Linked DNA regions of Homo sapiens: region 2 is linked to region 1. A link is a loop called in an ENCODE intact Hi-C map of the cell type or tissue named here. Cell type or tissue: B cell. All regions are shown on one strand. Each heading gives the region's core, and the rest is flanking DNA. Links, peaks and the distances in the headings are about the cores only. Region 1 overlaps PRKAG2 (protein kinase AMP-activated non-catalytic subunit gamma 2). Region 2 overlaps PRKAG2 (protein kinase AMP-activated non-catalytic subunit gamma 2).

Region 1 (16,230 bases), core at 13-8,012:
CACCCCTTTTTCTTCTCCTCACGTGGCACTGACTGTGGCCCACTAGACCCCCCTAACATGGGCAGAGGCAGTGGAGGAAGATGAGCAGTGAGCTAAGCCCGGTGGAAGGTATCGGTCACTGCCGACCATCTGTGGTCTTTGGGCTGAGTTCGACTGGCAGGACTTTGCCCTGCTGCCCACCAGCGCCCACCCCCAGCGCTGGGCTCTCTCCTTCCACCTCGTGTTGCACCCTCTCCACACGCCTTTTTCTCTCTTTCCACTTTTCCTTTCCTCTCTTTAGCTCCTCGCCGTCCCTCCTGCACTGGTGAATTTCCCTCCCATTAGGAAACTAGTGTCTCGAGGAGGTTGTTGACTGTGTAGGGTCAGGTGGCCAGAAAGAGTGTGGGGTGGGGTGGGGGGCTCTGGAGAGGGAGCCACAGCATCAGGTGAGGGTCGAGGTGGCCGTGGCAGGGCGCAGAGGTCCAGGCTGCTTGCAGGTTTCTCCTGCAGCCAGGAAGTAAGGGTGGGTGGAGGCCTGGTAGGGGACGTGCTTCCTGGCATTCTGCCACCCACAGACCCCTCCGGCAGGTGACAGCAGACAGAGCTAGTGATCTGGGGGCTACGTACAGGGTCTGGGATGGGTTCTGGGTGCCGGCTAGCCTGGGATGAAGGCAGGAGTTCCCATGCTGGAAAAAGCAAATCTCCTCTTTAAGCATTTGAATTACACACAACTGAATCAAATTGGTGTCGGCCTGTGGGGCTCCACTGGTGCCAGTGCCCTCCCCACCCTGCCCTGAACAAGCAACCTTATTAGCAGCTCTCGTGGCCCATCCAGCAAAGACTGCCAGGGAATGGCCTTGAGCTTCTGGGCCAGCAGAGAGTGGAGTGGCAGGAAGGGGCCACCAACCCCGTGCAAGGCTGTGGGACCAGCCCCGCGGGCACTGGGTCGTCTTCCTCCTGTTTGACTCTGCAAAACCCTTCTTTCCAGTGAAAACCTTGCACGGAAGATCTGAGAGTGTGGGAGAGACACAGGGGCCACAGCCAGGCCCTGGCCCCAGCTTCCTCTCTGGCAGCTGCATGACAAATGGCCCCATAGGCAGAGCTCTGCTCCGCAGACGGCTGAATGCCTGCTCTCCATTAGCTCTGCGGAGCCAGGCACACACTTGGGAGTCTTGTCAATACCCGGGGAATCATCCGGTTGCATTCACCAACATATCATTTGGCTATAGCTTGCCCAAGAGCAAGGCCTGAGGCCCTGTCCCTGGTGGCTTCAGCTGGCGCCTGTTATCTGCACCGCCACGCAGCCCACCCCAGCAGGCCTGTCCCTCCGCCTGGCTTTCCCACCGTCTGGGAGTGTGATCTGGCCCCCAAGGTTCCCGGTGAGAGGGGTCAGACAGGGCCCAGCATCCAGCATGCTTCGGCCATTTTCCAGAGACAGGACTGGCAGGGCTGCTTCCTAGGGCTCCCTCCTCAGGCCTGATCCCTGGATGCCCGACTCCACTGGCCTGGATTCAGAATACAGAATGGAACCCCATTCAGGATAATCCTGGGGTCCCCCTTGCTCATCAAATATGGTTAAACTGGCCTTTCATGACTGGTTCTCCAGGGGCTCATGGCTCAACTTCCCCCGTGACCCCCACCCTCATGGTGGCCCAAGTGAATGGCCGGCCCTCTGTCTCTGTGCTTCAAACCCCTTCTCCTCTGTCTCTGGGCACTGGACACCTCCCCGGCCCTGTCACTGCGTCTCTGAAGCCTAGCCAGCTGTCAGGGCCTCCTCTGGGTCAGGGCCTCTGTTAAGGGGCAGGTTTCAGCTCCGGGCCATTTATCCATCTGCATGGTGCTTATGGTGCTTCGGCCTTGTGGGCACTCTGCAAGCTCTCCTGGGGCCCCGCTCCCCTATGTGTCTCTGTTTCCCTGTAGGACTGGACATTTGCATTGGCTCGGCCCTCTCCCCCGGCTCCCCAGCAAGCTCCCTATGCTGTAAACAGAGCACGTCCATGCACCAGGTCCGGGCTCACCTTTCCAGCAGCTCCAAAATCCCACCCCTCCCTCCGGTCCTCCCATGTGGCCTCGGCTCCTCTTCCGGTTCACACCCTCGAGGCTGCTGTCGTGATTGTCTCAGCCCTGGGAACGAGGCTTGGACAACCAAGTCGTTGTCCACATTGCGGGAAACTGAGCTGTGACCAAACCCGGGCCTCCACCCAGGACCAGCTTATGTCACCTTGTGATAGGACCACCCTGGTGCCTGTGTGTGTTGTTCCTACTGGCTTCTCTCAGCCCCCATCCCACCCTAGACCTGCACACACAGCACCCACCACTTGAAGAAGAACCTCTTTTTTTTTTTTTTTTTTTTTTTTTTTGAGACAGGGTCTTGCTCTGTACCCAAGCTGGCTGGAGTACAGTAGTGTCACCTTGCTCACTGCAACCTCCACCTCCATCTCTGGGGCTCAAGTGATCCTCCCACCTCAGCTGCTTGAGTAGCTGGGACTACAGGCCACCACACCTGGCTAATTTCTGTATTTTTTGTAGAGACAGGGTTTTGCCATGTTGCCCAGGCTGGTCGAGCTCAGGTGATCCACCCACCTCGGCCTCCCAAAGTGCTGGGATTACAGGTGTGAGACACCACCCCCTGCCTGAAGACTCTCTTGTTTGTAAATTTATTCTCAGGATTTGTCCTGATTCCCATAGTTAGGTGGAATAGTGGCTAACTGGGATATTCTATAAACAGAGAATCTAAATGCTTTTCATATTAAATGGTCAAAAAAAAAAAATCAGCTGGGCATGGACAACTGTAATCCCAGCTACTCAGGAGGCTGAGGTAGGAGGATTGCTTGAGCCCGGGAGGTGGAGGTTGCAATGAGCTGAGATTGCGCCAGTGCACTGCAGCCTTGAGCGACAGAGGGAGACCCTGTCTCAAAAACAAAAAACAGAACTACACAAAAAAAGAAAAACTCAAAACTTAGCTTGAGTTACAAGGTCCTATAGCACCACACTCTTCTTCCTGCCGGGCCCACTCACGAAGGTGTCCGCGCCAGGCCGGACCTACACCTCCACGTGGCGGCGCCGGCTCTTTCGGCTGGAGAGGCCGCGCGGGGAGGCTGTGCTGCGCGGGTCCACGCCACGGGCATCCTATCCTCCCGGGGCCGCGGGCTCGGGGCTTGGGCCGCCCTCTAGTGGCGGAAGAACGTCCCCAGGCCGCGGTCCGGACAGCGCACCCCGTGGTGGGACAGAGAGACCCCGAAGTGGCACCGAGGCTGCCTGTGGGGTGTCCTGTGTTCCCTTTTCAGCACAGCGCGGCCGCCCGAGGGCAGTATTTCCCGCGTCTGCCCTGGTCCTGGCTCCCCGCGAGCGCTGCGGACGAGTTACTCGCCCTTCTTGCTTCTGAACTGGGTCATCTCTGAGGTCCTTTCCACTCAGTGTTGCTTGCAAGTTTCCCAAGTGGTAGGACAAGAGCTGTTTACCACGCACCGTGTGCTTCCTGGCCTCACGCGGCTTCATCTGACGTTCAAGCAGCCCTTGAGGTGAGGGCACGGCCATCCTCATTTTACAGATGAGGGAGCTGAGGCTCGGTGAGACCAAGTAACATGCCCAGGTTGGCTCAGCAGGTGGCAGAGCAGGGGCCAAATACCGGCACCCAGAGGCAGGGCAGGAGCTCCTCCACGCATCCAGCAGGAACACGGCTGCGGGCACGTGAGATATTTCTCAAAGTCTGCTATGAGCTCTGTGCCTTGGCTTAAAGTTATGGGGTCTGATAATTTTTTAAGCCATGACTAGAATTTTAAATCATTGGTGAAGTGAGTCTCAGAGGTTTGGGGCTTTGTTAACTTCCTTCTTTCCTTCTTTCTTTCCTTCCTTCCTTCCTTCCTTCCTTCCTTCCTTCCTTCCTTCCTTCTTTCCTTCCCTCCCTCCCTCCCTCCCTCCCTCCCTCCCTCCTTCCTTCCTTCCTTCCTTCCTTCCTTCCTTCCTTCCTTCCTTTCTTTCCTTTCTCTTGAAATGGAGTCTCGTTTTGTTGCCCAGGCTGGAGTGCAATGGCGCCATCTCGGCTCACTGCAACCTCCGCCTTCGGGGTTCAAGAGATTCTCCTGCCTCAGCCTCCTGAGTAGCTGGGATTACAGGCGCCCGCCACCATGCCCAGCTAATTTTTTTTTTATTTTTTTATTTTTAGTAGAGATGGGGTTTCACCATGTTGGCCAGGCTGGTTTCAAACTCCTGACCTCAGTTGATCCACCCGCCTCGGCCTTCCAAAATGCTGGGATTACAGGCGTGAGTCACCGTACCCGGCTGGCTTTGTGAACTTTTCTCCTGACTTCTGTTGGCAACCTCAGTCTTTCAAATGCTGAAGCAGCTTGGAGGTGAAAAATTCATCATCACCTAGGACTGAGGTCTCAGGATGGAGCTCCAGGCCCGCTCTGTTCTGGAACATAGGGATCTTATAGGCAGGCAAGAGGACTGCAGTCCTGTGTGGTCAGAACTTGGATGGACGTGAGGTCTTGAGAGGTGAAGGCAGGCAGGCCCATAATAAAGGAGGGAGACGCTCATTTTGAGCTCCGCTTCCCTTCCTCCCCTCTACCTCCTGGAAGCCCCTTCTAAGGAGTGGGACAGGATGGTCAGTGGACCTCCAGGACGTGGTGCTGCCAGCCTGTGAGGGGCCATCCTTGGGGCAGGTGCTACCTGCAGACCATTCAGTGGCTACCTCTGTGGAAGAGCTTAGGGCTGTTTCTCTGGGAGGGTACTATGGGGGGCCCGCATGTGAGAGAGGACAATGATAAGTTTCATACAGGGCAGGAGGCAGCGTGTCCAGAGCGTGGAGTGACTGCATCCATTCGTCTGTTTTTCTGCAGGTGGACAGCCCCTTCGGCCCGGGCAGCCCCTCCAAAGGGTTCTTCTCCAGAGGCCCCCAGCCCCGGCCCTCCAGCCCCATGTCTGCACCTGTGAGGCCCAAGACCAGCCCCGGCTCTCCCAAAACCGTGTTCCCGTTCTCCTACCAGGAGTCCCCGCCACGCTCCCCTCGACGCATGAGCTTCAGTGGGATCTTCCGCTCCTCCTCCAAAGAGTCTTCCCCCAACTCCAACCCTGCTACCTCGCCCGGGGGCATCAGGTTTTTCTCCCGCTCCAGAAAAAGTAAGACCTTGATGCTATTGTTTCAGGTGGGTGCTGGGGTGCTGGGGGTCTCTTCTGCAGCCACACATCCACGGTGGCACCGAAGCTGCCAGGTGGCTGTGAGCAGCTTGGTGCTGAGTGCCTGTATCTGTTTCTCCCCACCCCCACTTCCCCCTAAACAAATCTCTCTCCAGAACATCAGTTTCCACCTGTCACTTTCTTCCCATGCTAATCTATCAAAGCGTAATCCTTCTGGTCCAGCAAGGTCCTTGGGTTAACTGTAAACATCCTGATACTCACAGTACAGCTTGTATGGACAATCAGATGACACACTTGCCTCCAGCCTTCTCTGGAAACTGCAGGCATGGAGCCAAGCTTAGGCCCTCACCCGGGGCCACGGGACCATACTGCTTTGGTCAGCCTGATATGGCTTCCACTCTCTGTGGTTTGGTATTTGAGGGTTTGACTACACCTGTTTCTGGCAAATCCTAACTTTTTCTGTTTGGGGCTCTGGGCAGCAGGGAATGGAAGCTAGGAGGGATTTGCTGGGGAAATGGAAGGAGGAAATGTGAGTGTTTAAGAAAGAGTTCCGTAGGTTCATTAGTGTTTGTGATCTGAGGATAAGGTATTTTCATTTGAGCGCCGTCGATGATAATATGAAATATACCACGAACTAGAAAGTTTATGGCGTTTACTTTCTCCTTTCCTTTGTCTATTCTTTCCAGTTCTTTCTACTGACTTAGAACATTTGTATTGGGGAAGATAGTGATGTGGAAAACAAATTTGTCCTTGACCATCAGAGGCCTGGGATAGTTCACCTTTCTCTCCAGGCTGACTTTTACTCAGAAAGACTGGCAATACTGTGTGTTAGAGCAACGCTTTATATCTGCAAGGCCAGGCGGCAGCAAGAGGGGAATTTCGGTGTTTCTGACTTCGAACTCTTCCATCAGGCAGCAGTGGCTGTAGGACGAGAAGCCAGGTCTCTGTCAGCCTCACTACTTCATCCACCACCTTGGAGGTGGAGGGGATGGTGGCCGTATTCTGTGTGAGTGGAGCAGATCTATCTCTTGGACAGATTTTGCACTTCGTCTTTCTACATAAAACAAATGAAGGTGCTCCCGCCTGTGGGTTGTGTGTGTGTTGTGGGGGGCAGGTCCTGACCATGCTCTACACACACCCCTCACTCAAGGCTGTGGGGTTGTCACAATTTCCTTTAAGTTTGTGCACTTTAGCCTTAAGGTGCCCCTTTCTTTCCCCATCTCCTTGTATAAACATCGTCTAGAGATGAGGGATCAAAGTGCTGTACAGAGGAAGGAAATCAGGCCCGTCCTGATGGGAAAGCTGCGTGAGGGCTCCACGTCACACAGGTGGGATTTGTCAAAGAGAAGGAGGATGTGTGCGCAGTTTGCCTTGTTGGGGAACTTGCGATGTTGTGTAGATTGAATGTGCTGGAATTGGTGGATGAAAAGACAGGATTCCTGCCTTCAAGGGCTCCTAGTCAGAGGCAAGCAGGCTTCAGAAGAAAGGACGAGATTGTCTCCATGGTACTGCCTGTGCTCAGTTAGGACAGGGCAGGCTTTCTGAGCGGGGCGGAGAGCAGCACAGGGAACCTGATGATCGGAAGGGTGCCCAAAGGAGTGTAGGAGCTGTGAGCTGGCTCCCATGGGAAGGTCTTGAAGCTCTGGCAGGAACCATCACCCTCCGCCTCCCTCTACATCATTCTCCTGCACAGAGCCCTCCATGGGGGTGGGAGGAGAGGGTGAGAGGGAGGAGCGGGGAGAGGAGGAGGAGGGTCCCTGCAGGCAGAGGGTCCCTTTGGGAGCCCAGCAGTGGCACCAGGAGGTGCAGGAGAAGTTGTTCAGTCCTCAGGGCCTAGGCTGCAGCTCAGTACAGCATTTGGTGGGAGGTTTGGTGCTGTCCACTGTTCAGCCTGGGAAATGAGCTGTTCTTTTAGAAACTGGGTCTGGAAAAATCTCTTTTTGAAACCATATCAATTTCTTAAAGTATTCCTCCTTTTCACTATCTTTCATTGTTATTTATGTTTAGATTTTCAATCTCTTTCAACTGTTTTCTTTCAGTAACTGACAGAATTGCAGACAGACAGATAATCAAAGCTAGAAGGGACTGTAAGGAAAGCATTTATGGGGGAAGAAAGCATATGCATATAATAATTTGAACACAGCATATATGGGTGTGTGTGTGTGTGTTTTGGATTTGTATAGATGTATGTGTGTATGTATGTGCATATATGTATGTGTGTACACACATATATACCTTTTTTATTTTTTAAAAGGACATGCATTGGACTGCTAGTGGTAGCTTCTAAGTGAAGAATTAGGAGTGGATGGGTGGAAGGAAAATGTTGCTTTATCTGATATTCCAATTTTTTGAGACTAGCTTCACTTATTGGTAATTAAAAATGAATACATCTTGAAAAAAATGTCAAGCTCCCAGACCTGAGCTTTGGGGCGGTGGCGAGATGTGGAACAGAAGTTGCGGGTGTTGGTAACAGCAGAAGAAAGAGTTGAGCCACCAGGAATGCCTGGGGACAGCCAAGGCCCCGTGCTCAGCCTTAAGGGCTAGCTGGGGAATGCTGGGATGTAGCAGGGCTTGGAGAAGGCATGGGGAGAACCTACAGATGGCTGAGTGTGGAGGTCCAGGATGGGAGGCGGTGTTGCTCCATTTTGCATTGCTATAAAGGAGTACCTGAGGCTGGGTCATTTATAAAGGGAAGAGGTTTATTTGGCTCATGGTTCTGCAGGCTGCACAGAGGCATGGTGCCAGCATCTGCTTCTGGGGAGGGCACAGCCATCCAGTGGGAGCCTCATGCCCACTGCACAGATAAAACCAATTCACCGAGATCTTGGTATTGTAGTAAAATGTTTAATGTGAGGCCAGCCACATGGGAGATGGAGCTATCACTCAAATCAGTCTCCCCAAAGGCTCAGAGCTTAGGGTTTTTATGGACAATTTGATGGGCAGGGGGCTAGGGAACGGGCACTGCTGATTGGTTGGGGATGAGATCACAGTGGTGTGGAAACGGGCCTCCAGCACTGAGTCGGCCTCTAGGTGAGGGCCACAGGGTCAGCTGAGTCATGAGTCATGGGTCTGGGTGGGGTCCATTGGTTGCCAGAATTCAAGTCTAAAAAATTATCTCAAAAGACCAATCTTAGGTGTTAAATAGTGATACTATCTACAGGAGCAACTGGGGAAGTTGCAAGTCTTGTGACCTCTGGCTCCATGACCCCAGAGCAGTACGAGATCATAGAAACTACACCTGCATGTTAGCCCGGTTCAGGCCCCTCCCATAATCCTAATCTGTGGTCTTTCATTCATCTCACAAAGCTGGTTTTCAGTCCCTGAGCAAGGAACAGTTGGTTTCAGGGAGGTACTATTATCATCCTTGCTTTCAAATTAAACTATAAACTAAATTCCTCCCTTTGTTAGCTTGGCCTCCGCCCAGGTAATGAGCAAAGCCAGCCAGCCTGTGAGGCTGGATGCAGGATGGAGTGGGCCAGGCTGGACCTTCTCCTGCTGTCGTGATCTCTGCCAAGGTGTTTGCAAGGGCTTCAGGCTGCTTCCACTCATGGAGGAAGGCGAAGGAAAGCCGGGGTATGCAGAGCTCACACGCAAGGGAGCAAGAGAGAGGGGGGAGGTACTGGAGTCTTTAAAGCACCCAGCTAAGAGAGCAGGACTCACTGCCGCAGGGAGGCAACCCAGCCATTCATGAGGCATCTGCCCCCAGGACCCAAACACCTCCCACGGGGCCCCACCTCCAACACCGGGGATCCAATTTCAACCTGAGAGCGGGGAAGAAACACTCAACCTCTATCAGAGGTGGATCCAAGACTCCCAGCCCCTCTGGATCTCAGCGGGTCCCAGCAGACACTGTGCTCACAGTGAGGGAACGCAGGCACAGGCCTGGGGATGACTCTGCTGGTGTCCACATGGGGTGCTGCCGCAGTGAAGAGCTAGACCTCGGGGCCCATGCTGAACCTGGCCATGGCCCCTTCCATTGGGGCCTGTGGTCTGCACAGGAGGAAGCTCCCAGACTCCCCTCCACCCTTTCCTTAAAGCCAGGGGCCGAGACAGGCAGGTGGAGTCAGAGAGTGAGTCCCCCAACCCATCTCCTGTACTGCAGGAGCTCCAGCTGCGGGCTGAGGAATGTGGGGGCTGTACCTTCGGGAGGCCTCACCCCGGCAGTGTCCAGCACCCAAGGGGTCCTGGGGATGAGGCTGGGGCTCAGAAGCAGAGACTGTGAGGCCCCTGATCATCCTCTGCAATGTACCTGAAGGCCTCATTGCTGGGTAGGGGCCCACAGTCCACTCATAGCTCCACACCCCTGTGCCCCTAATCCACACACTGGGGTATATGAGCCCCTCAGCTACCTCTCATTCCAGAAACTTAAAACTGCTGCTTCCTCACCTAGGGTGCCTGCACTGCCCCGGCTGGGCCTGCCATCTGCGCCTTCCTCCAGGCCTGAGTGTGGTCTGTGAGCTCAGTGAGCCTGTGAATTGCTTTTTTCCTATGGCAGAAGTGCAGACAGCTGCGAAGGGAGCGGGACCTGGGGCTGCCTGCTGGGGCCCGTGTGTACCCGGGGCCTGGGCCCTCCCTTGGGACACAGGGAGTCAGGCACTGCAGCTCTTTATTGTTGGTGGACATGGTGGGACGTTGGCCACTGAAGACAGGCCTGACTCCTGGCTCCTTTCGGCTGCCTTTTTCTGTTGAGTATTTCCAAGGCCCTTCAATGTCCTTGGTAGAAAATCCCCAGGTTCACTCTTCTGGCTTGTCAGGTACTATGGAGAAGGCAGAGCCTGTTACAGCCCGGTTACACCATCGGGGTAGACAGCCAGGGGCCGGGCTCAGGAAGGCTATGACATGGCTCTCAGCTACTCACAAGGGCAAGGATTGATTAGGTTGGGGTGGGGGCATGGCTTCTTCAGAGAAGCCCCCTGGGATGGGGAGTTCAGAACAGAGCAAGCCTGGTCCCCAGGGCAATTGCTCATGTTGGTGCCCTTGAGAATCAGTGAGGCCAGCTCCTTGGCTTTCCCTGAAAGAAGCCATCCCTCCCCGAGCCCTATGGCTGATAAGGCACGAAGCTCCAGGTCTCTGTGCTGTGGTGTTACTTGACTGGGAGGTCACCCTGAGCTCCTTCCAGATGGCCGTTCATTTGTGCCTGGCATGAGGCTGGCCTGGAGGAGGCAAAATCTGTCTGCTTTTCTCCGTACTTGAAATCTATTCCTGGATCAGGGTTCCCAGACTGTAGATTGCTCCCCCACTGCCCTAGAACTAACTTCATGAAATTGAGCCTGTGAGTAATGCCATCGGCCCATCTGGAGGGTCTTGGGAAGAAACAGCCCCGTGAAAGCCACTGTGTCCACTGGAGGGATGTCATGAAGACTTCGTTCATTACACAAGGCCCCTGGGAGGAACTTGCTGTCTGGTCTTGGTACCAAGAATAGCTGAACTTCTGATCAACGGGACTGCTTTTGTCTCTAGCAGACATTAATCGTGTAATAGCGCATTTCCTCTGTCTGCACTGGCTGCTAGAAGCCTTTGAACCAAATCTGGACAAAAGGCATTAAGGGATACATTTCCAGCCTTTCTGAATCCAGTTTTCGTCCCTCTTCTTTTATATTCACACGACCACTTTTTTAACAAGCAAACAATGTGTTGGAAGGATTTGGGGGCATTTACGGAATTCCAAAAAGAGCTGAACCCTCAGGACTCAGGAAGGGAAGGAACCAGACTGGCCCTGAGGCCTCAGCAGCAAGAATTCGTGGATCTTTCCAAGAGATCCAGAGAAGTCCTAGTCTGTGTCTCTCTCCATTTACTGTCCTAAATGCCTTGTCGCAGGATATCTGATTAGCCCAGTTAGGATCCCTGAATCAATCAGGGCGGGGTGGGGGGTAGGATCACGCAGGAGAAACAGAATGACCAAGAACCAGGAGGTAGGGCGGGAAGTTCCAGGATAAGAGGTCCAGTTGGCAATCCAAAGGGGACTGTGGCATCCCACCCTCCTTGGCCAGCATGTGTGCATGCACGCAAGGATGCCCTCATCACACGTGGCCCAACGAGCCTACATACAATTGTGTAAGCTGCTTCCCCCATGGAGGGCGATGCAGCCTCACATCCAGCCTTGACATTAAGGAGGATGTGGCTATGATCCCCTGTTTTCTGAGTCTTCTGTCTCAAGGTAATGCCCACTTCTCCTCATGTTCTATTTGCATCTCATCTTTCTGTCCTATAATTTATGGCCTACATGACAAACATAGAATCTAAAGTGTTGACAGGCTCCTCAGGTAATACTGATATACACCAGAGCTTGATAAGCACTGTTTTCTTTCTTTTTCTTTTTTGTTTTTTTGAAATGGAGTCTCACTCTGTCACCAGGCTGGAGTGCAATGGCGAGATCTCGGCTCACTGCAACCTCCACCTCCTGGGTTCAAGCGATTCTCATGCCTCAGCCTCCTGTGTAGCTGGGATTACAGGCGCCCGCCACCACACCTGGCTAATTTTTGTATTTTTAGTAGAGACAGGGTTTCGCCATGTTGGCCAGGCTGGTCTCAAACTCCTCACATCAAGTGATCCATCTGCCTCAGCCTCCCAAAGTGCTGGGATTACAGGTGTGAGCCACTGTGCCTGGCCGATAAACACTGTTTTATATTATTAAGGGGAAAGAAAGCAGGAAGATGAAAATTATGATCACTGTCATTTCAGAGGGAGAAATGAAAAAGGAAAAAGAGGTAATTCAATCTTCTAAGACACTCTAAGACAGGAGGGGGAACACAGATGGGGACCATGGTTCTGGATTCCACAGCTGATCTTGGGACCAGCAAGTACCTAGGCTGGCTGGTGTTTTTTGCCCAGGGAAGAGAACCAGACCTTTCTTCTGGAAGGATCTTACCTCTCAGAGGCTGCCTGTATGGAGTTGCCGTAGTCTTTCACTAACATTTGCCTCTGGTCAGAGGTACAGTAGCGTGAGGATTCGTAGTGTGGCTGGCGTTCTCATCATACTCCTAGCCACCATGGAATATCAAACCTACTTCCCTTTGATGATCAGAGTCAAACACCCCAACCAAAACAATGCCCCACTTTTCCGTCTCTCCCTCTAATGCAGCAGTCAGCAAATGACAAAATCAGCCCCGGGACAAAATCTGGCGTGCCACCTCTTTTTGTAAACAAAGCTGTCATGGAGACACAGTCACGCCCATCTGTGTGTTCCTCTCCTGCCGCTTCCACACTTCAACAGCAGAACTGAGCAGGTGCAACAGAGACCCCATGGCCTACAAAGCCTGAAATGTTTACCTGGCTGACCTTGTGCCACAAGAATTATTACGTGGCTGAGTGGCTGCAGGAGCTTCCAGAACAGTGAATCTTTAGCTTCAAAAGATTTTGCAAGTTGGTTTAGGGTGATCTTGCCTTTGGAGATGAGGAAAGGAAAGTGCATGTCTGTGTGTTCATGAACTGCCAATAATAAGATTAAAGTCTTTTAAAAAAGCAAAAAGAATCTTACACAGTCAGCAAGGCAGGACCTCCAGAATGATCTAATGTCGTGTTGCTAAATTTTGCTCCTTATAAAAGTCTGTGTGTGTTCTAAGTGCATTGTATGTAATTCTTTCAATCTTCATAGCAACTCTTCTATTTGTACAATGTTTACCAAACTAGAAACTGAGGCACGAGGGCTTAAGTTGTGGAACAAAGGCCACACAGCTACCAAGTGGTAAAGCCAAAATGTGAAGTCAGGTGGTTGAACTCCGAAGTCCACTTTTAGTCCAGGTGCTGAGACTCTGCTTTAATGGAATAGATCTTAGGGATCTATAAACCAATAATGGGATAGCCAGCTAGCCATTTACGAAAAAATAGATAAAAGTGGCTCCTTGGTCATTTCTCTCTCTTTCTTTCTCTTTCTTTCTTTCTTTCCTTCTTTCTTTCCTTTCCTTTCTTTCCTTCCTTTCTTTCCTTTCTTTCTTTCCTTCTTTCTTTCCTTCCTTCCTTCCTTCCTTGCTTCCCTTCCTTCCTTCCTTTCTTCCCTTCTTTCCTTCCTTTCCTTCCTTCCCTTCCCTTCCCTTCCCTTCCCTCCCTCCCTCCCTCCCTCCCTCCCTCCCTCCCTCCCTCCCTCTCTCTCTCTCTCTCTCTCTCTCTCTCTTTCTTTCTTTCTTTCTTTCTTTCTTTCTTTCTTTCTTTCATTCATTTAGAGACAGGGTCTCTGTCATCCAGGCCAGAGTACAGTGGCAGAATCACTGCAGAGCCTCAACTTCCCAGGCTCAAGCGATCCTCCTGCCCTTTGCCCGCAATAGGTGGAACTGCAGATGCACACCACCATGCCTGGTTAATTTTTTAACTTTTTGTAGAAATTGGGTCTCAGTGTATTGCCCAGGCTAGTCTCAAGCTCCTGTACTCAAGCGATCCTCCCACCTCAGCCTCCCAAAGTGCTGGGATTTAGGTGTGAACCACCACACCTGGCTCTTGGTCACACCAAAATAATTTCCGTGTGGAACTAAACTTTAAGTGTTTTAAGTAATGTACCTCCAAAACATTTGAATATCTAAATCTTGGGATGTCAGGCCTTTCTAGAAGGTGCAAAAAATATGTTTGTTTGTGATATAAATATCCACAGCCTTTCTTGCCTTCTCTCAAAGTTTGCAGGCTTGATTCTCAGAGCTTTGCTATATTGATGAGGTAGAGGAGAGCTGGATGCATTCCTGTTAGAAAGAATGAAGAATGTCTAAGAGAGAAATGCATAACGGGGGTCCAGGTGAGTGAAGGGAAGATTCTAGAAGGTGAGTTTTGGTTGGAGAAGATTTTGGAGAGTTTGGGAGCGTCATACCAGAGATTGAAGCCCAGTTCTTGTGCTGTGTAGGATGGTGGGAGAGGGATAGAAGAGATGACCCCCTGAAAGGGGCATTATGTGTGTTGGGAATATAAGCACACCGCTGGCTCCCAGGCAGCCTCTCCAGACACCTCTTCAGATTTCCTGAAAGGACTCACCTTAGTAGAAAGGCCTTCCTTTGACACCCTGGGTAAAGTAGTAGCAATCTCCTTGCAGGCATCTACACTACTGATTCCCCACAGGATATACTGTCTATTTACTGGTTCACTTGCCTGTCTCTCCCCACCAGAGTGTAAACTGTCTGAGGACAGGAATTCTGTTTTATTCAAAGCTTTCTCAGGGTCTAGAATGGCGCCTGAAGGCACTGAGCAAATTGTTTGAAATTAATTCACCAACAACTTAACTTGTTTTTCAATGCTTTCTAAAATGTGGGCTGATGCTTCTGAATACAAGATGATGGCTATACTGACCCAGGGATTTCAGTGGGTCATATGTAAGCCCGACCGGGTCCAGAAACTGTGAAGGGACAGAGGCAATTATCATTGATGACATCAAGATGACCACTTCCATACAGCTTCCCACTCCAAATAGAAAATGAAACAAAACAACAATATAAACGTGAAAAACACGTGCTAGACCAGAAGGAGATGATGAATTGATGGAGGACTAATATCCCTAATGTACAAAGATATTTACAAACCAGTGAAGCGAATGACTCAATGGCCTGAGTCTTGGAATCGAAAGTTTTAACAGGCTCCTCAGGTGATATTGATATATACCCCAGAGCCTGAGACTTCTAGGAAAGATGGCATTGTGTGTACTGCATGCATACAAAATGATTCCTCCCACAGTTGTTCAGATACAGCAAAAGGACACGGAGCTCTCTGGCTTTGGAACAGAGTGCAGGAGGAAAGGAGGAAGTGGAATAATCCCTAAGCACCCACCTCCCATTCCACCACCAGCCTCACTCCAATTTAATGGTGCTGAGTTTGGGACGTGGGGATTTTGAAAGCATCAGCAGACTTGGAAAGACAAGAAACGTGGTGCTGATAGAAGTGATATAATGTTTTATTTTAAAATGCCAAAAATGTAAAGCGGAAATCGAAATTTTAGCTAAGGGAAAAGCATAAAGAATAACATAGCTGGAATGAAGATAGGGTAAAAATCATGCATGTAATGAGATTACTTTCTATGTTCTTACAGTAGTAGAAATCAGGCAGATCTTAGAGCCTGAAGTAAGGAACAGAGGAGGGCTGGTTATTTTTGTAAGCAACCTATACATTGTGGGCAGATAATTTGATCATGCTTTGGCATAATTTCTGCAATGGTAAATGTGTGAGGTCATAAGCCCACAGTGCTGCTTGAATCTTAGGGAGCCTGTGGTTGCACTGGAAAATGGTCAACACAAGACCCAACCGTGGCTGGAACCCCTACTTCTCAGCCTCTGCAACGCTTAATGCTAAAGTCGGGGATGGGGCGTGGGGCATGGTGGTTTGTTCACTGGGTTCTCCAGGAGGGAGGCCACTTTCTATCTCACCCCCCTACAGCTCCAGGTCGAACTCCTAAAACCCAAGAGACAGGGCTGCTCTGAGACTGGTTGATGTGTTTTCAATACATGTGCTATTTGTAGGTCACTCCATAAGAATCAAGCTCCCCAGAAAACCTGCGAGACCTCAGAGCCCTCACTCCTCCCAGCACACCTTGCTCAGTGACCAGCAAAGTGTCAGTTGAAGAATGATAAGGTTCCTACATTTGGAAAGGATCACTTCTTTAAAAAGGCTGCAGCCAGCAGGTCACCATTCTGACAGGCTGGGAAGCATAGTCTCTAGCCAGATGCTGGAAACAGGCACTGCGAGAGTGGAAGACAGGGATTTATGCTGAACAGCGTGGCCAAATGTACATATTCAACAGGTTATAGGAGGAGCTATGAATATTCACAAAGAGGAAGCATAGACATGCATAATTGGCTAATTGTGTGCAGCATGCATCCATGTTCACGCTGGGGTGGAGACTTAACCTTTAAATGGATTACAGTAGGCCCTATATGTCAGAGGGTGAAGCCAAGGATGCGAAGACTGTCTGTGTGCAGCCTCCATAGGCTAGTCAGAGCCACTCCATGGTCAGGGGTCTCTTATCAGGAAGGAATGCTGGTCGGTTGTGTCGAACCTGCAAAAGGAAGGGGCAGCATCAGACAGCTGGTTGATCTCAGGAATGGAGCAAGTCTTTCAAAAGGGCAGGTTTCCATTTAACCCTTGGGGAAGGAAGCCTAATGGTGGTTAGCAAGGGAGGGGGTGTAATGAGGCACATCCGACCTCTCA
Region 2 (16,230 bases), core at 3,970-11,969, 56 kb before region 1:
TCCACATGCACACGCATACACACCTACACATACAGACATACATGCACAAAGGGTCTCATATACCACCTCCTGCCAGCGTCCTAAGTTACGGTGTCCCTCAGAAACAGAGGTGGCGTTGTGGGATAGGGTAGTTCCAAATTGCAGCCATTCACACCTGCACAATTTTTATATCCAAGTGCAATTTTTAAGCTTATTTTTATTTTTTTATTTTTAAATTTTTTTGAGACGGAGTTTCTGTCGTCAGGCTGGAGTGCAGTGGTGCGATCTTGGCTCACCGCAACCTCTGCCTACCGGTTTCAAGTGATTCTCCTGCCTCAGCCTCCTGAGTAGCTGGGATTACAGGCGTGCGCCACCACACCCAGCTAAGTTTTGTATTTTTAGTAGAGACGGGGTTTCGCTATGTTGGCCAGACTGGTCTCGAACTCCTGACCTCAAGTGATCTGCCCACCCCCAAAGTGCTGGGATTACAACTGTGAACCACCGCGCCCGGCCTTACATTTATTTTTAAAAGAAACTTTCTAAGACTAGAAGAAATGGAAAACTTCTAACATGGTTCACCATAAATTGTAAAAATAAACAGCTGCCCATCAGGGTAAATCGTGTCAGCTCACACACCGCAAGTAGGGGCGAGCACTGATCAGGCCGGGAGGTCTGGCTCTGGAAAGTCATGTCACAGGGACTCATCTGTTGAGGAGGGCTCCTCCAGACCCTGCTAGCCCCCGATCTGAGGACAGCACCCGTCTGTGTTCCGGGACCATACACACTGTGTGTGTGAAAATCCAGCCCCCAGATGCCGGGAGAGGGACCCTGAGGGAGCGGCAGACTCTGGGGCTAATGGCAAGAATTATTCCTGGTGGCTCCGATGAGCTGGGGTTGCCGTTGGTGTTTGGGAAGAGCTCTGATCTCCTAGGTGGGGCCTTTCCCGCCCCCGCAGTGTTTTGGGAAATGCGGCTCCCACTACCTGCCGCCCTCAGCATTTAGGTGACTTGGCAGCCACCTCCCCTTGTGAGGATGACGAGGTTGGGAAGGGAGGCAGGCATCTGAAAACGGCAGCCACCGCCTTTCCCTTCCCAGCGCCTCCCCCACGAGTCAGTCCTGATGCTGCCAGGGCCCAGACTTCCAAGTGGGGCCACCACCGCTTCCTCCCTCCTCAACAATAGTTAGGCTGGTGGTTCTCAAACTTGAGCAAGCTCTGGGGTCACCTGGAGGCTGGGCCCCACCGCCGAGTTTTCCGTTCAGTAGGTCTGAGGCGGGTTCATGAATGTGCTTTTCTAGCAAGTTCCTAGGTTGACAAGGACGCTGCTGGTCCGGGAACCACGCTCTGAGGACCACTGGGCCAGGAGTTGAAGAGAGCCGGAGCCCTCTTGCAGCTCAAGGTTCTGATCAGCTCATTAGCCCAAGATTCATTTTCTCCACTAACAACGTCTTCACCTGAGAAGGAAATGAGTCCCATCCTGGCTCAAGCAGGCCACAGACGAGGAGAAGAGGCTGTCGGGGTGAAGAGGGCCATTTTTGTCGCTGCCAGGAGAGGGATGCCGAGCAGTGATCCTGCCAGGAAAGGGAACTGTGGGGTTGAGATGTGGGGGGCAGCTGGGAACAGGGGCAGGTGGGGAGGGACAGATGTCTCCCAGCACCCTTGTGCGGGGCGGAGGCTGCCTGCCGCCATCCCTGGAGCTCCGCATACACTCTTTTCAACAGCACCGAGAAGAGGAGCTGTGACGTCCCCGTGTCCCAGGGAGGTTTGCCGGGCTGGGGAGCACAGAATTCATCTGCCAGACTCAGACCCAGGCGGTCTAGCCCAAGAGGGAATATATGTATGTGACAACAATTGCATGGAATGATACCGATTTATTCATCCAGTAAATACTTACTGAGCCTTTACTTTGTGCCGGGCACTGTTTTAGACACGGGGCTTTAAGAGTGAACAGAACTGTCAAAAATCCCTCACTCATGGAGGTCACATGCTGGTGACGAAATAGAGACAGTGAGCCACAGAAAGTTAGTGTATTTCAAACTTTTGGACCATGACTCACGATAGAAATAATAACTCGTGTTTGCATAGTGCTCACTGTTTGCCAGGCACTGAGTTATTGTCTGTTCTACGTTTCGTATCTCTTTCTATTTCGTATGACCTACCTAAAATAACTTTGTGATTCGCTCATGGGGAAGGGCTTCTCATTTGAGAACCACTGCTCCGATGGACACGCTCACCCAGGTGGGAGGGTTTTTACCCCCGTTCCTTCCCACCTCTGCCTCGCCAAACCAGCCCCTTCATGTGATGGGTCCTCTTCCGCCTCTTTGAGGAAGCCGCTCTGACTTCCAGCCCACACGACTTCGCGGAGTGGTAGAAGTTGAGAGCTAGAGACGAGGTGTTAGGGATGAGGTCACCCAGTATGATCTTCCCATTTTACAGAAGAGTACACTGAGGCCCAGAGGGAGCACTGGCCTGCCTGTGGTCTGTAGTAGTGAGTGACCAGTCTCTGAGGGACACTGCCACAACTTCAGAGCCACGCTCTTTCTCTATCTCTGCAGCAAAAGAGGAGAGCTTCCCAAGGGCTTCCCCAACCCCTGGGAAAGGCCTGGAGTGTGGGAGGAAACTGACTCATGCCTTCTTCTCCATCTCCTTCTATCTCCTCCTTCTACCTCCTTCTACATCTCCAAACCCTGGCCAGGAGTCAGGAGGCCCAGGCTGAGGCCTTGGAATCTGAATTTTTAAAAAGCTTCTGTTCCTTGGAATTCTACAGAGGTGGGCAGCCATGTGCTGCCTCCTGCTCACCTTCCCTGGCTGGGCTCTGAGGACGATGGAGCCTTCTGCCATGACATGTCCATGGATGTGAGATGTGAAGAGGAAGAATTTCTATCCGATCTTAACCAAACAGAGTGTAGGTTTTGGTCTAGATGTTTGAATTGGGTCCAAGTCTTCCTGCTTTGAGTCAGCTGATTCCAAATGAATCTATTTTATTAATTTGGTGATAAGTGGTCTCAAGTTCCAGCCTAAACTTCCTTGGGGGGCCTCACCCCAGTGGGGATAGAGATAAGGCTGTGTGATACCAGATCCTAGAACAAACACTCAAATACTCAGCTCTGGGAATAGAAGTGCAAGCAGAAATCCATTTATTCTCTTTGAAAACACACCAACTAGATATTGCTTCAACTTTACTCCATAAATCAGTGAGTTTTTTGGTGACATAATTCATGAAACTTTTGGGAAAACAACAATGAAGCCACCAGATTTGAAATTCAGAACAACAGCTGTAGCCGCGTGATGGTGCAGCCTGTCTTCAGCTTGTCAACACCATATTCCTTAGGAATGGTTGGCCCACCAGTTCCTTGCAGAAACCACAGAACTAGAATGAAGTGTCTCATGTACATCAGCTTCAGGAAACGACAACGTGAGACATAGCCCTGCTGCTGTGTTCCATCTGCTTTTATATGCAGCTTTGTTCCAGGTTCTAGACATGTGGACACTTAAGTATTATCTGTGTACATATGCTGCACGTCTGTGTGTAGGTTTATATCAAAACTTGTAGGTACACTGGGGCTTGGAACACATATATTCATGCCCAGAAATCTGTGCACATAGATATATAGACACTGTGTGTTTGCATGACTAAAAGCATGGCCTGCGTGTATGTGTGTCTTTCAAATGCCTGCTGTATTGGCTTGTTGGCCTGCACAGATACACCCAGATTCTTGAACTCAGATGGAGCCTGTTCAGCAGTGTCCCAAAGTAGGGACAGGGAAGAACTAGACCTTGAAGGGAATCCTGCAGTTTACTTGTTTTCTATCCTAAAGACACGTTTCCACCTGAATTGAGAAGATCAGAGTTCTGAAGCCTTCACAATCAGAATTGTGAAGCCTCCTCTGCTTCACGGCAGCATCCCCATGCTACCACCGCTACTTACTATCACTACCTACCATCACTACCCATCACTACCTACCATCACTACTATCACAACCATCACTACCTACCATCGCTACCATCATCCCTACCTACCATCACTACCATCATCACTACCTACCCTCACTACTATCACTACCATCCCTACCATCGCTACCATCATCACTACCTACCATCACTACCATCCCTACCTACCATCACTACCATCACTACCTACCATCACTACCATCACTACCTACCATCACTACCATCATCACTACCTACCATCACTACCATCCCTACCATCCCTACCTACCATCGCTACCATCATCACTACCTACCATCACTACCATCCCCACCTACCATCACTACCATCCCCACCTACCATCACTACCATCCCCACCTACCATCACTACCATCCCCACCTACCATCACTACCATCCCTACCTACCATTGCTACCATCATCACTACCTACCATCACTACCATCCCCACCATCACTACCATCCCTACCTACCATTGCTACCATCATCACTACCTACCATCACTACCATCCCTACCTACCATTGCTACCATCATCACTACCTACCATCACTACCATCCCTACCTACCATTGCTACCATCATCACTACCTACCATCACTACCATCACTACCATCCCCACCTACCATCACTACCATCCCCACCTACCATCACTACCATCCCTACCTACCATCACTACCATCATCACTACCTACCATCACTACCATCCCTACCTACCATCACTACCATCACTACCATCCCTACCTACCATCACTACCATCCCTACCTACCATCACTACGTACCATCACTACCATCCCTACCTACCATCACTACCATCACTACCTACCAACACTACCATGACTACCTACCATCACTACCATCATCACTACCTACCATCACTACTATCACTACCATCCCTACCTACCATCACTACCCATCACTACCTACCATCACTACCATCACAACCTACCATCACTACTATTACTACCTACTATCACTACCATCATCACTACCTACCATCACTACCATTACTACCTACTATCACTACCATCATCACTACCTACCATCACTACCATCCCCACCTACCATCACTACCATCACTACCATCCCTACCTACCATCACTACCATCATCACTACCTACCATCACTACTATCACTACCATCCCTACCTACTATCACTACCCATCACTACCTACCATCACTACCATCACTACCTACCATCACTACCATCCCTACCTACTATCACTACCATCCCTACCATCCCTACCATCACTACCATCCCAACCTACCATCACTACCATCATCATTACCTACCATCACTACTATCACTACCATCCCTACCTACTATCACTACCATCCCTACCTACCATCACTACCATCACTACCTACTATCACTACCATCATTACCTACCATCACTACCTACCATCACTATCATTACTACCTACCATCACTAACATCACTACCATCACTACCTACTGTTACTACCACCACTGCTACCCTCACTACGGTGGCTCATGCCTGTAATCCCAGAACTTTGGGAGGCTGAGATGGGAGGATCACTTAAGCCCAGCAGTCCGAGACCAGCCATGGCAACATAGGGAAACCCTGTCTCTACAAAAAATAAAAAAATTAGCTTGGTGTGGTGGCAGGCACCTGTAGTCCCAGCTACTCAGGAGGCAGGGTGAGAGAATTGTTTGAATCCAGGAGGCCAAGGGTGCAGTGAGCTGAGATCGCACCACTGCACTTCAGGCTGGGTAACAGAGTGAGATCCTGTCTCAACCAATCAATTAATCAATTAACCAATCAATCAGTCAATCAGATGGGGTCTCACTCTGTCTCATAGGCTGGACTTGAACACCTGGGCTCCAGTGATCTTCCTGCCCCAGCGTCGCAAGTAGCTGGGACTGTAGGTGCCACCGTGCCCGGCAGCACTTTATATTCTTAAACTAACAACATCCACAGTTGATGAATGAGGAGCCTGAGACTCGGGTGGGCAGCTCCTCGCTCCGGTGTAAACCCCTCCATCAGAAGCAGGCCGGCTTGGGGCCGGAGCCCCTGTGCACCCTGCTGGACCACTCTGGCGACGGAGGTCCGGGGGGTTCATGTTTCACAGAACAGTGAACTTCCATCTTGGGAGGACCTCCCATTCCTACTCTTGCTCCTGAGGCAGTGAACTGACAGAAGCCACATCCACACAGTGCAGGTCCGGGGGCCAGATGCATCTGTAGTCTCAGGACTGCAGGTTGGGGCCTCGGGACAGGTGCACAGAGGCAGGAGGCTGAGATGGGAGGATCAATTGAGGCCAGGAAGTTGAGGCTGCAGTGAGCTATGATTGCCCCACCCAGCTATGATTGAGCCTGGATGACAGAGCGAGACCTCATCTAAATGAATGAATGAGTAACTAACTGGTGCATGGTGAGGGCCCTTTGCAGCTGGGCTGCTGGGCCAGCTGCTGCTTTCTCTACACAGGCAGCCTGGGGAACCTCGAAGGCACCTTAGCCAGCCAGTTGCATTCTGGGCATGGAGGACCTGTCCTCCCTCAAGGCCTGTGCTGTCCAGGCACCTTTTCAAATGCCTCCCTACTGTCACCAGCTCCGGGGAGATGAATCTGCCACTCCTAACAAGTAACTTAGATGATGTCTTCTTTTGAAAGTCTACTTTTCTGATTACAAACGTAATGTAAAATGTAATGCCCTCAAGGACTGGCGCACACACTCAGGGTACAAATACAGTCACTCCTCTTTCAGTGTCCAAATTCACCGCTCCAGCCCCCACTCTCTTTGTTAGGGGGATATCTGATCTCCCTCTTGAGCCCTGCCCCCAATTGTCCAAGAACCCCTGGGGTACAGGTGTGGCCTCCCAGGGAGCTGCCACCCTGCTCAGCTTCCTCTGCCGCCCTGCTCAGCTTCCTCTGCTGTGGCTCCTGGGCCACACGGTGTCCCTGGGGAAGGCGGGCCCCTGCTACGTTGGGCTGGCTGGCCCTGGATGGACCACTACCCAAGCTCAGTGACATTGCAGGTGTGACCACTTGGGGCTCAGCACCCTTGGGCTATGGACAGAGCTAGAGCCTGGAGCACCAGATCCCAAGTCAGGACCAGGTGTCCCTGGCGTTTCTTCCCTAGTGGTTACCGAGGCCCGAGGCGGCGTCTCCATGACACCCTCATTCCCTGCTGAAGGAATTCTCGTGGGTGAAGCATTATGTAAATCATCAGACCGGATTTAAATACAAGACATGAGTAAGGTGTGGCGAAAGCATTGGAACTGTAGACATTGCTATTCTCATTCCGAACAGGCACTGAGTACAAGGTTGCTCAATGAAAAATAGCAGACTCATGGACCATCATCCTTGTCTAGGTGGGGAAACTGAGGCCTAAAGAGGTCAGGGTTAGGGCTGGACGGCAGGGGCTGCGGACCGCTTCTGAGCTGCAAACCAGCACGAGAGTTCCGACCGCGGTGCCCGGCCACGCTGCCTTGCCCCAGCATCACTTGACTTCCTCCTTCTACTTTCCTTCCTTCTGCAGGCCAGTCTGTAGTTGGCTGATGTCTGAGAATATCACGACTTTTCTGATTCTTAGCAGAAAAGATGTGGTTTTCTAGGAAGCTTCTGGTGCAGCGAGCCCTGGTTGGGGTGGGGCTGAGGGCAGTTAAAGCCCAACGTGCCCCTGCCTAGCCGTTCAGGAAATGGCCCGGCTGAGGTGTCAGGCAGCTGCCAGTCTGCAGAGCTGGCTTCAGAGGAAGCTGCCCCTTTTCTATTTTTTTTTTTTTTTTTTTGAGACAGTCTCACTCTGTTGCCCAGCCTGGAGTGCAATGGCTCAGTCTCTGCACACTACAACCTCTGCCTTCCGGGTTCAAGCGATTCTTCTGTCTAAGCCTCTCGAGTAGCTGGAACTACAGGCATGAGCCAACACGCCTGGCTAATTTTTGTATTTTTAGTAGAGATGGGGTTTCACCATGTTGGCCAGGCTTGTCTCTAACTCCTGAACTCAAGGGGTCTGCCTGTCTCAGCCGCCCAAAGTGTTGGGATTACCGGTGTGAGCCACTGTGCCTGGCCTTCTTTACTTTTTTTTTTTTTTTTTTGAAACAGGGTCTTGCTTTATCTCCCTGGCTGGAGTGCAGTGGAGCAAACACAGCTCACTGCAGCCTCGACTTCCCTGGCTCCAGCGGTCCTCCCACCTCAGCCTCCTGAGTAGCTGAGACCACAGGCATGCACCACCACACCTGGCTAATTTTTGTATTTTTTGTAGAGACGGGTTTTACCATGTTGCCCAGGGTGATCTCCAACCCCTGGGCTCAAGCAATCTTCCTGCTTCAGCCTCCCAAAGTGCTGGGATTATAGATGTGAGCCACTGCACCCACCTGCCCCTTGTCTTGGTGGTCTTGTGTCAAATCAGGTGAGACATGTCCAGGATACCCGTCTGCTGGAGACGAGGGTGCTGAGGGGATTGAGCAAGGCTGTGGGGCCGAGCCTGGCAGGGTCGAGGGTGTCCAAGTCAAGGGACACCAGGCCCTTCATGGAGTGGTGCAACGCCACAGCCCCGCTGACCCCAGCTGAGTGCTGCAGCAGTGGGAGCTGGCCTCCTCTTCCTCTTCTGGCTCTGAGTCTACTGTGTTTCCTTCGTTGCTTCTAGAAATAAAGGCACCACTGTGGAGGGAGAGGGAACAGAGATTAAATGTGGGCCCAGCCTCTCCTGTCCTTTCCAGTCCTGCCTCTGCTGGTGCCTGTTCCCGAGGCCCAGGTGTGGCCTCCTCCGGGGTCCTGTGCGCGTTCCCGAGGCCCAGGTGTGGCCTCCTCCAGGGTCCTGTGCGTGTCTCCAAGGCCCAGGCGCGGCCTGCTCCAGTGTCCTTTCCAGCCAGCGCTGCCCACAGGAGTGACTGTCTGCTCAGATCCCGGCTTTACCGGAGGAGAAGCTGCTGTGGGTTTTGTTGCAGGGGGCGGGAACTCTGGATTAGCTGTAGGAAGTAATTCCTCCCTAAGACAGGCCCACTCGGTAGGGGAGCTTCTGAAGGCACTGGTGTAAAGGGAAGTCAGCCAGAAACAGTGATTAATAGATCATTAGCATCTTAAGGGGAAATTATAAAGGTGTTAGGGCTTAAGAGCCCCCTGAGAAAAGTGCCTCGCGTGTGGCATTCAGAACTCTCTAAGCCTCTCCCCTGCTCCCTGCAGTCCCCCCTCGAGGCTGCCTGATTGCCCCGTTCCCAGCTCAGCTTCTAATCTTTAAAAAGGTATTTAAGGTTTATATTAACCATGACTATACTAATATCAACCATTTCTCTCCGTTTGTGTGAAGCACTCTCAACGCCCTGCGAGCGCCGACGGTTGGATGGAGGGAGGGTCGCCCGGATTCACCCCCAGCTGCCATCCCCGTGGGCCAGCACTGCCTCTTTCTCTCCCTCTTCTTCCACCTTATCTTCCTGTCCACTTTCCCCCTTTCCCTCCCCCATAATTGACCCCAATGTGGAATTGAGGGTCATTTCAAAATATTTCTGATACTATTTGAAGAAAATAAACTTTATCTGTTTAATGAAAAATACCAGGTCTCACCAATTTGCTTTCTCCTGTAATGATTGGGGTGGTGGGGGGAGCTGTGTAGCCCCGAAGGGCACTCTGCCCTGGCTGTGGCAGTGGCAGGAGGTCACACTTTATGGGATTCGGTCTGTCTCCCCACCGCTCCTGTACGGTGATGTCTTCCAGAGATGTGAAGACGGCTGTGCACGGTGTGGTGTGGCTTTGTTTTCCTCGCAGCGCCCAGGGCAGGGCTGAGCTGGAGGTAACCGGGGTTCAAGTTGAATTTAAACAAATAGCCTCAAATAAACATTGGCAGTCTGGCAGGGACCTCGTCTCGGGGGTCCCCGCAAGCTGGCTGGGCCGGGCCCTTTCGCGTCTGGAGTGCTCACTCTGTTCTGCTTCCGCTGTTGTGGATGATCCAAGAACTGAATATTCTCAGTGGCTTCTTAGTCCTAAGTGAATTTGTCACAGGACATTAATGCCTAAAGCCAGAGAACCTGCCAGGAGGAGAGGGCAGGGGACCCGAGGGGCTAGGTCCTACCTCACAGTTCTCCAGCCCAGGAGCTGTGGCCTGAGGACCCTGGAGGACCCGCATACACGCCCTCCTGTGCCCCGCTAAGGCTGCACCCAGACAGGAGGCCAGAGGCACAGCTGGGACAGCCTAGAGACTACCCCAGCCTCCACACCCCATCGGAGGGGAATTCACACTGGGAAGGGGGCAAGTTCTGATCCCCTGGAGGCAGAGGAGCCAGCGATGGGTCCACCTTGCCTTTGTTGTTGTTGTTGTTTTTGTTTCTTGTTTTGGTGACTGAGTGAAGGGACTTGACCCTGGTTCTCCCAGCTTGAGCAGGAGCGTCACTGCGGTGATCAGGGAAGCTGCCTGGACCAGCTGGCCTGGGGCAGCCACCACCCCATTCTCTCGCCCCTCTTGAGAATCCAGCCTGTGGACCCAGGTGTGTCAGCCTGCAGTCAGACCACAGTCTGTCTCGGGCTGGTGCTGGGGGTGGCAGAAAGGGGGTCCTGACGCAGCCCCTGCTCCCCCGAGTCTCTCAGTCTCCTGGGGAAGAGATGACAGACAAAACATAAAAGAGAAATCATGCTATAGGGGAAGGAATGCTCCAAAGACACGGCCGAAGACAAAACTCAGGATATGGGAAGCGGTCATGAATATTCATTGTAATCACATCTCACTGGTTTAAAACCAAAAAATGTCGGGGTGAGTTAGACTCAGGATGTGCACTGGGTCCTGGGTCCTGCAAGTCCCACAAATTAGATACATTCACAGGGAGCTCAGACACGCTGGTCCATGGAGCAATCAATGCCCGTGGATTGGCCTCGTCACAGTCCCCATCTCCGATGCCTCCCTGAGCTGCACCCCACTCTTGAATACGGAAAGGCTGCCCTTTGTGGGACAGATGCACTTTCATCACGGTGAGCAGCCAGCAATCTGCCATCACAGTGGGCCCTTCCTCCTGGCATCACCAGGCTGCCCACGAGAGCCCCCGGGATGTCCGATCCAGACCAATGGAAGCCCAGGGTGGGGCCAGGATGCTGGGTGACTGTCCTGCAACAGGACCTGGGTCAGTCTCCTTGTGTGTCTGTCCATACAGCAACCTCTCCTTATCTGGCAAGTGATGACAATTTAAAACCACAACGAGAGTGGTTCCTAAAGGCGAGCTTACGCCTTTAGGAAGGCTCCCAGGCTTAGGCCAGGGAGGATGCTGTTAGATGCCTCGGAAGGGTAAGCAGGCAGACAAGAGCAATTTCTGAAAACTTTCTAAGGGTGTCGAGTGTGGTGGTTAATGCCTGTAATCCCAGCACTTTGTGGGGCCGAGGTGGGAGGATCACTTGAGCCAAGGAGTTCGAGACCAGCCTGGGCAACATAGGGAGACCCGTCTCTACAAAAAATTAAAAATAATAAAAATAATAAAAAATAAAAATATTACCTGGAGGATCACTTGAGCCCAGGAGGTCAAGGCTGCAGTGAGCCAAGATCGTGTGTGTCATGGCACTCCAGCCTGGAAAACAGCAAGACCCTGACCCTAAAAACAAATGAACATAAAACCTTTCTAAGGGCACCCTGTTATGAGTTGAATTGTGTGTCTCCTAAAAGATGTGTCCAAATCCTAACCCTCTGTACCTGTGAATGTGACCTCTTTTGGAAACAGGGTCGTTTCCGATGTGATGAGTTTTGATGAGGCCACATTGGAGCAGGCTGGCCCTTTTCCACATGGCTGGCATCTGCGTATGAGGGGGATTCTGGACACAGATATGCCCGGAGAGACCTCTGGTGAGGATGAAGGTGGAGATCAAGGTGATGCTTCTACAAGCCAGGAAACCCCAAAGATGGCCGGCAGCCACCCGTAGCTGGCAGAAAGGCCTGGACAGATTCTCCCTCTCAGCCTCAGAGAGACCCAGCCCTGCCGACACCTTGATCTCGGACTTCCGGGCTCCGGAACTGGGAGATGGTGCGTTTCTGTTGTTCAAAGCCCCCCAGGAGACTCACCCACAGCGATGGGGAGGGGCGGCACTGCGCCGTAGCCCTCCACACTCCCTCCACTCCGTTCCTGGGGTGGGGGCTTAAACCTCTCTGCACCTCATCAGATGCTTTCCAGGGTCCCTTCCGACCCCAGATGGTCCACATTCCAGCAAGTAGGGGTAGTGCTGGGTGTTCCTCCTCCCACTATGTGGAGATGGGATGTTCAGCCCGGAAGACTCTCACCTGAGGGTGCGCTGTGCGGTGCAAACAGGGACACCCGTGCCTTTATTTAAACAGAAACCCACATCAAACAACGTGATGTACTGATTGGTTGACAAAAACGTGGCCAGAGGCTCCCAGGAAGCTAACCCTGCACCTCCCCTGAAAACAATGGCTCAGCATTTGCTAACTCAGTGTGCCTGGCGACTTTGTGGAGCAAAACCACCTTGAGTAACGGGAATCACCTGTACCTGGTTACAGGACTTAATTTACCAAAAATTGTGGCTCAGGTCATCTTGGGTGTACTTTCTCATTCCCTTAGAAGTGGGAGTCAGTTTAAGACAAATCATGATCACCAAATTCTGTGACTTGAGTTGACACCTTGTTTGAATTTGTCCTTAAGTTTTCAGGGTCAGCCCTGTTGGGGGCTGCTGGGCAGAAACCTTGTTCTTTCCAAGGTGCATTTAACTGCTGTCGGGGAATGATCCACCTGCTGCCATTTTCTATTTTTTTTTTCCTCCAGAAACTGGCAGTAAGGTGAGTATTTAGCAAAGGTAACTTTTTAAGTAGATTCACTATTCTGTTATCCCTGCCTGGCCCCCGCCATGGGCCGGGCCTTCTCCTAGAGGAAGGAGAGATGGACGGTGAGGTGGAAATGCTGGCTGTGGCCTCAGGCTCCCAGCGGGGGCAGTGTGCTTGTGTGCCAGTGCACTGGGCACCCCACAGAACACACCCCCTCCCGCCATCTGGGGGAGGCACAGCGGGGAGGCTGTGAACCTTTCCTCATTAAGGACTTATTTTTTATGCCAGTTGGATTCTGGGCTTGCCTCGTGCCAACCTCCCCTTTGCCCCTTTCTGAATGTGTTAATCACAGGGGAAGTGTTATTTCTCCAAACTATCCCCCACCCCTGGAACAACTGAAAAGCCCGCTGGAGTTAGAAGGATCTTGGCTGGTGCTGGGGCTGGGGACCAGATGGGTTTCTGGAGCGTCCATCGGCTTAAGAGCCGAGACAGACACTCCTGCCGCCCCGCTCTGGCTCTCCTCTCTATAGCAGAGCGCAGGTGAGGGCGGCACCCACAGGGCTGTCTCTCACCCGCACCATCCCTGCAGACTTCCCCAGGGCCCTCCCTGCCGCTTCCACCCTCTCCTTTCCAGGGCCTCCTCCGCTCAGCAGCTGGAACAGCCTTTGAACATCATTCGTCACACCCTGTCCTGCTCAGGGATGAGCAGGGATGAGAACCCTTCCCGCTGCACACTCCCGAGCCCTGCCTCAGGGCCTTTGCACTGGCTACCCTCCTGCCCGGGGTGCTCTGTCCCAGCTTCCAATGGTCAGTTCCCTTTCTCAGGTCCACCCCACAGATCTCCACGAGGCCTTCCGTGACCATCTAATCAAAAGACTCACGCGCTCTCTGTTGCACTGATCACACCTGATTCTCTTACAGTTCTTACCGGAATGAAATTAGCTTTTTATTTTGACATGCGCCTCTCCACTGGAAAGCCAGCTTCGTGATGGACGCTGTCTGTCTTTCTGTTCCTGAATCTTCCAGGGCTGGTGCACCATAAACGAGTGAGTGCCAGCAACCTCAGACACCTGATCTGCCCACCTCCTCCAAGATGTCCCCCACTTTTCAGGGGACAGTGTGGGTGTCCTGGGAGGAACACCAGGCTAGTCCGGAGCGGGTCCTGCAACGTGGGGTCAGGGCACGGGGCCTCCCTGGAAATGGCCACCGTCCTAACTGCTCGCCTGGGATAGGGGTCTCTGGGAGGCTGCCCATTTATTACCTAGAGAAGAGGGAGGGAAGGTCTGAGGATGGGCCTCAGAGGTGGGCTCTGAGCTTTTGTCGCCTCAGTCCCAGGTAGCACCTGGAGAGTACCCGAGAGCGGCCCCTCAGGAGTGGACATGGATCCTGCGTTCCTTTGCAGGCACGGGGGGCTCACGCTGTGGAAGGGACCCAGGGTGGGCTGTGCTGGGACCCCCCCCCCAGAGATGCCTCAGTGCCCAGCAGACCAGCCCCAGGGGAAGGGGGGAGAACCCCTAGGCTCCTTCCTCTGAGGGGGTGTTCAGCCGCCCTGACCCTCCTCCCTTTCTCGTGGACCTAACCTCTGACAGCCTCCCACGCCTCCCACAGTGGGCAGGTGTCTATGGAGGGTCTGCTGGCTGCCTGGGAAGGCACTGTGAACACTGCCCAGAAGTCGGAGCTTCTGCTTCGCCCCCAACAAGCAGGTCTCCTTGGTGTGAACTGGTGTCCACAAACTCTGTGGGGCAAAGACTCAGATTTATTCCCTCCCTCCTCCCTTCCTTCCCTCCTCCCTTCCTTCCCTCCTCCCTTCCTTCCCTCCTCCTCTCCTTCCCTCCTCCCCTCCTCTTCCTCCCTCTAATCAGTCACTAGTGTCCACCCTATTGGGTTGGGGGGAAATTCAATTTCAAGCATTCTGGGAGGGACCTTCCTCCCCTTCCCCCAGGCCTCAGAAGAGTCTGGGTTCCAGGCATCTGGTGGCCCCTGTACCCTTCTAGTCCAGACTCCTGAGATTCCTCCATCTTGGAGATTTCGTGCAGCAGCCAGGCCTGAGTTTGAGATTCTTTGCCGAGTGGAGGCCCCAGTGTGTGAGTTTGTTCTGGTGGATGCAGCAGCCACCCCGCTCTGAGATCTGGCCCCTCTCTCCCGTCTCGGTTCTGGGGAAGTGTCCTCTGCTCCCCACTCTGTCACCTCCCTAGCGGCCTCTGATCCTGCCAGGATGCCCCAGCCTCGGTGCAGGCAGGCCAGGGACACAGCACCTGACCGGGACACAGCTCCTGCCTGGGACACAGCACCTGTCGGGCACACAGAACTCCCTCCAGGGGGCGAGGCCAGGACCCGAGACCAGCTTGGAGGAGGAGGCAGGGCGTGCAAGGGGGGGAACATACAAATGAATATCAGAACACGTTTTCCTGCCACATCAGTGAAACAAGGGCACGTGTTTGCCTAAACCTGCTGTAAGGATTGGCCCAGAACTCCGCTGACCATAGCCATTAACTCACTAAGGTGTGATGACCAGAAACCACTTTAATGGGCCACCTCTTGGGAGAATTAAGTGAGGGAAACTCCTTCACCTAAAAGAAGTCTTTTATGACTTCTTTCACGTAACGAAATATTTTTAAGGTTCGTCCATGTTGTACCATGCGTCAGTCCTTCCTTTTTATGGGCTGGATAATATTCCATTGTATGAATATACCATGTTTTGCTCATTCATCAAAGGAAATTTGGGTTGTTTCCACCTTTTGGCTATTATGAATAATGTTGCTATAAACATTTGTGTACAAATTTCTGTATGGAAATATGTTTTTATTTCTCTTGAGAATATACCTAGGAGTGGAGTTGCTGGGTCATATTGTGACTTTATATTTAACTTCTGAGGCACTGCCAGGCAGTTTTCCAAGCTGGCAGCACCCTTTTACATTCCCACCAGCAATTCCCAGCAATATGAGGATTGCAATTTATTTGTATCCTTGTCAACACTTGTAATTGTCTCTCTTATGTTCTAGCTGTCCTAGTGGGTGTGAAGTGGTGTCTCATTGTGGTTTTGATTTTCATTTCCCTGATAACTAATGTTGAGCTTATCTTCATATACTTATTGGTCATTCGTGAATCTTTCTTGGGAGAATTAAGTGAGGGAAACTCCTTCACCTAAAAGAAAGGATTTTTAGTGACATTGGATGACTCGAAGTCACTCCAGGTGAGAGAGCACAACATGTGTAGAATAAATAGTGAAAGAAGGGACCACGCTCCTCCCTCTCATCACAACCCCCCCCCGCCCCGCCCCCATCCTAAGAAGCATAAAAGAGGGAAGTTTGGCCAGAGGGAGTTTTCCAGAGCAGCCTCAGCTGTCCACCATCCCGCAGGAGGCCTCAGGCCAGGCTCTGGTTCCTCTTCCCCCCGCCCCCGGGGCTCTTTGCTGCCCCTCATGAGTCCCATCGCGGGAGGGCCGGGGAGGCACAGATGGATTTCTGGAAGCTTCTCTGAGAGATCTTCTCAGGTCACACTGTAGGGGCCTTTCAGGGCTCAGAGTTTCCGTCCCCCAGTCCTTCCAGCTCCGTGTGTTACCTCAAAGGAGAGTGAGATGCTGACGGATGCCAGGTGCAGCCT

What was found. Peaks named below come from ENCODE experiments on the same cell type or tissue, not always from the same donor. Only the 100,000 strongest peaks of a DNase experiment are listed, where the experiment ranks them.
Region 2: it touches region 1 in a loop (7-fold over the local background); 4 of 110 quality-filtered maps call a loop at or near these places.

Annotation. Positions count from the first base shown.
Region 1 is chr7:151,770,022-151,786,251 of GRCh38, reverse strand. It overlaps PRKAG2 (protein kinase AMP-activated non-catalytic subunit gamma 2), which reads left to right. Exons shown (of 16, transcript NM_016203.4): 3 at 4,821-5,100. Among named protein-coding and RNA genes, the nearest start is that of PRKAG2-AS2, 28 kb to the left of the region's middle. RefSeq lists enhancers at 556-1,445, 1,446-2,335 and silencers at 3,067-3,166, 3,277-3,366. In B cell, for the core only: CTCF peaks have their summits at 2,976 and 3,176 (motif pointing left); a DNase peak (open chromatin) is centred at 3,191; H3K4me3 peaks cover 1,025 bases.
Region 2 is chr7:151,830,455-151,846,684 of GRCh38, reverse strand. The region is part of intron 1 of PRKAG2 (protein kinase AMP-activated non-catalytic subunit gamma 2); the gene reads left to right. Among named protein-coding and RNA genes, the nearest start is that of PRKAG2-AS2, 32 kb to the right of the region's middle. RefSeq lists enhancers at 7,799-7,848, 8,081-8,662 and a silencer at 10,996-11,196. In B cell, for the core only: no CTCF peak of the experiment used is centred there; DNase peaks (open chromatin) are centred at 6,854, 7,424 and 8,333; H3K4me3 peaks cover 1,588 bases; H3K27ac peaks cover 4,509 bases.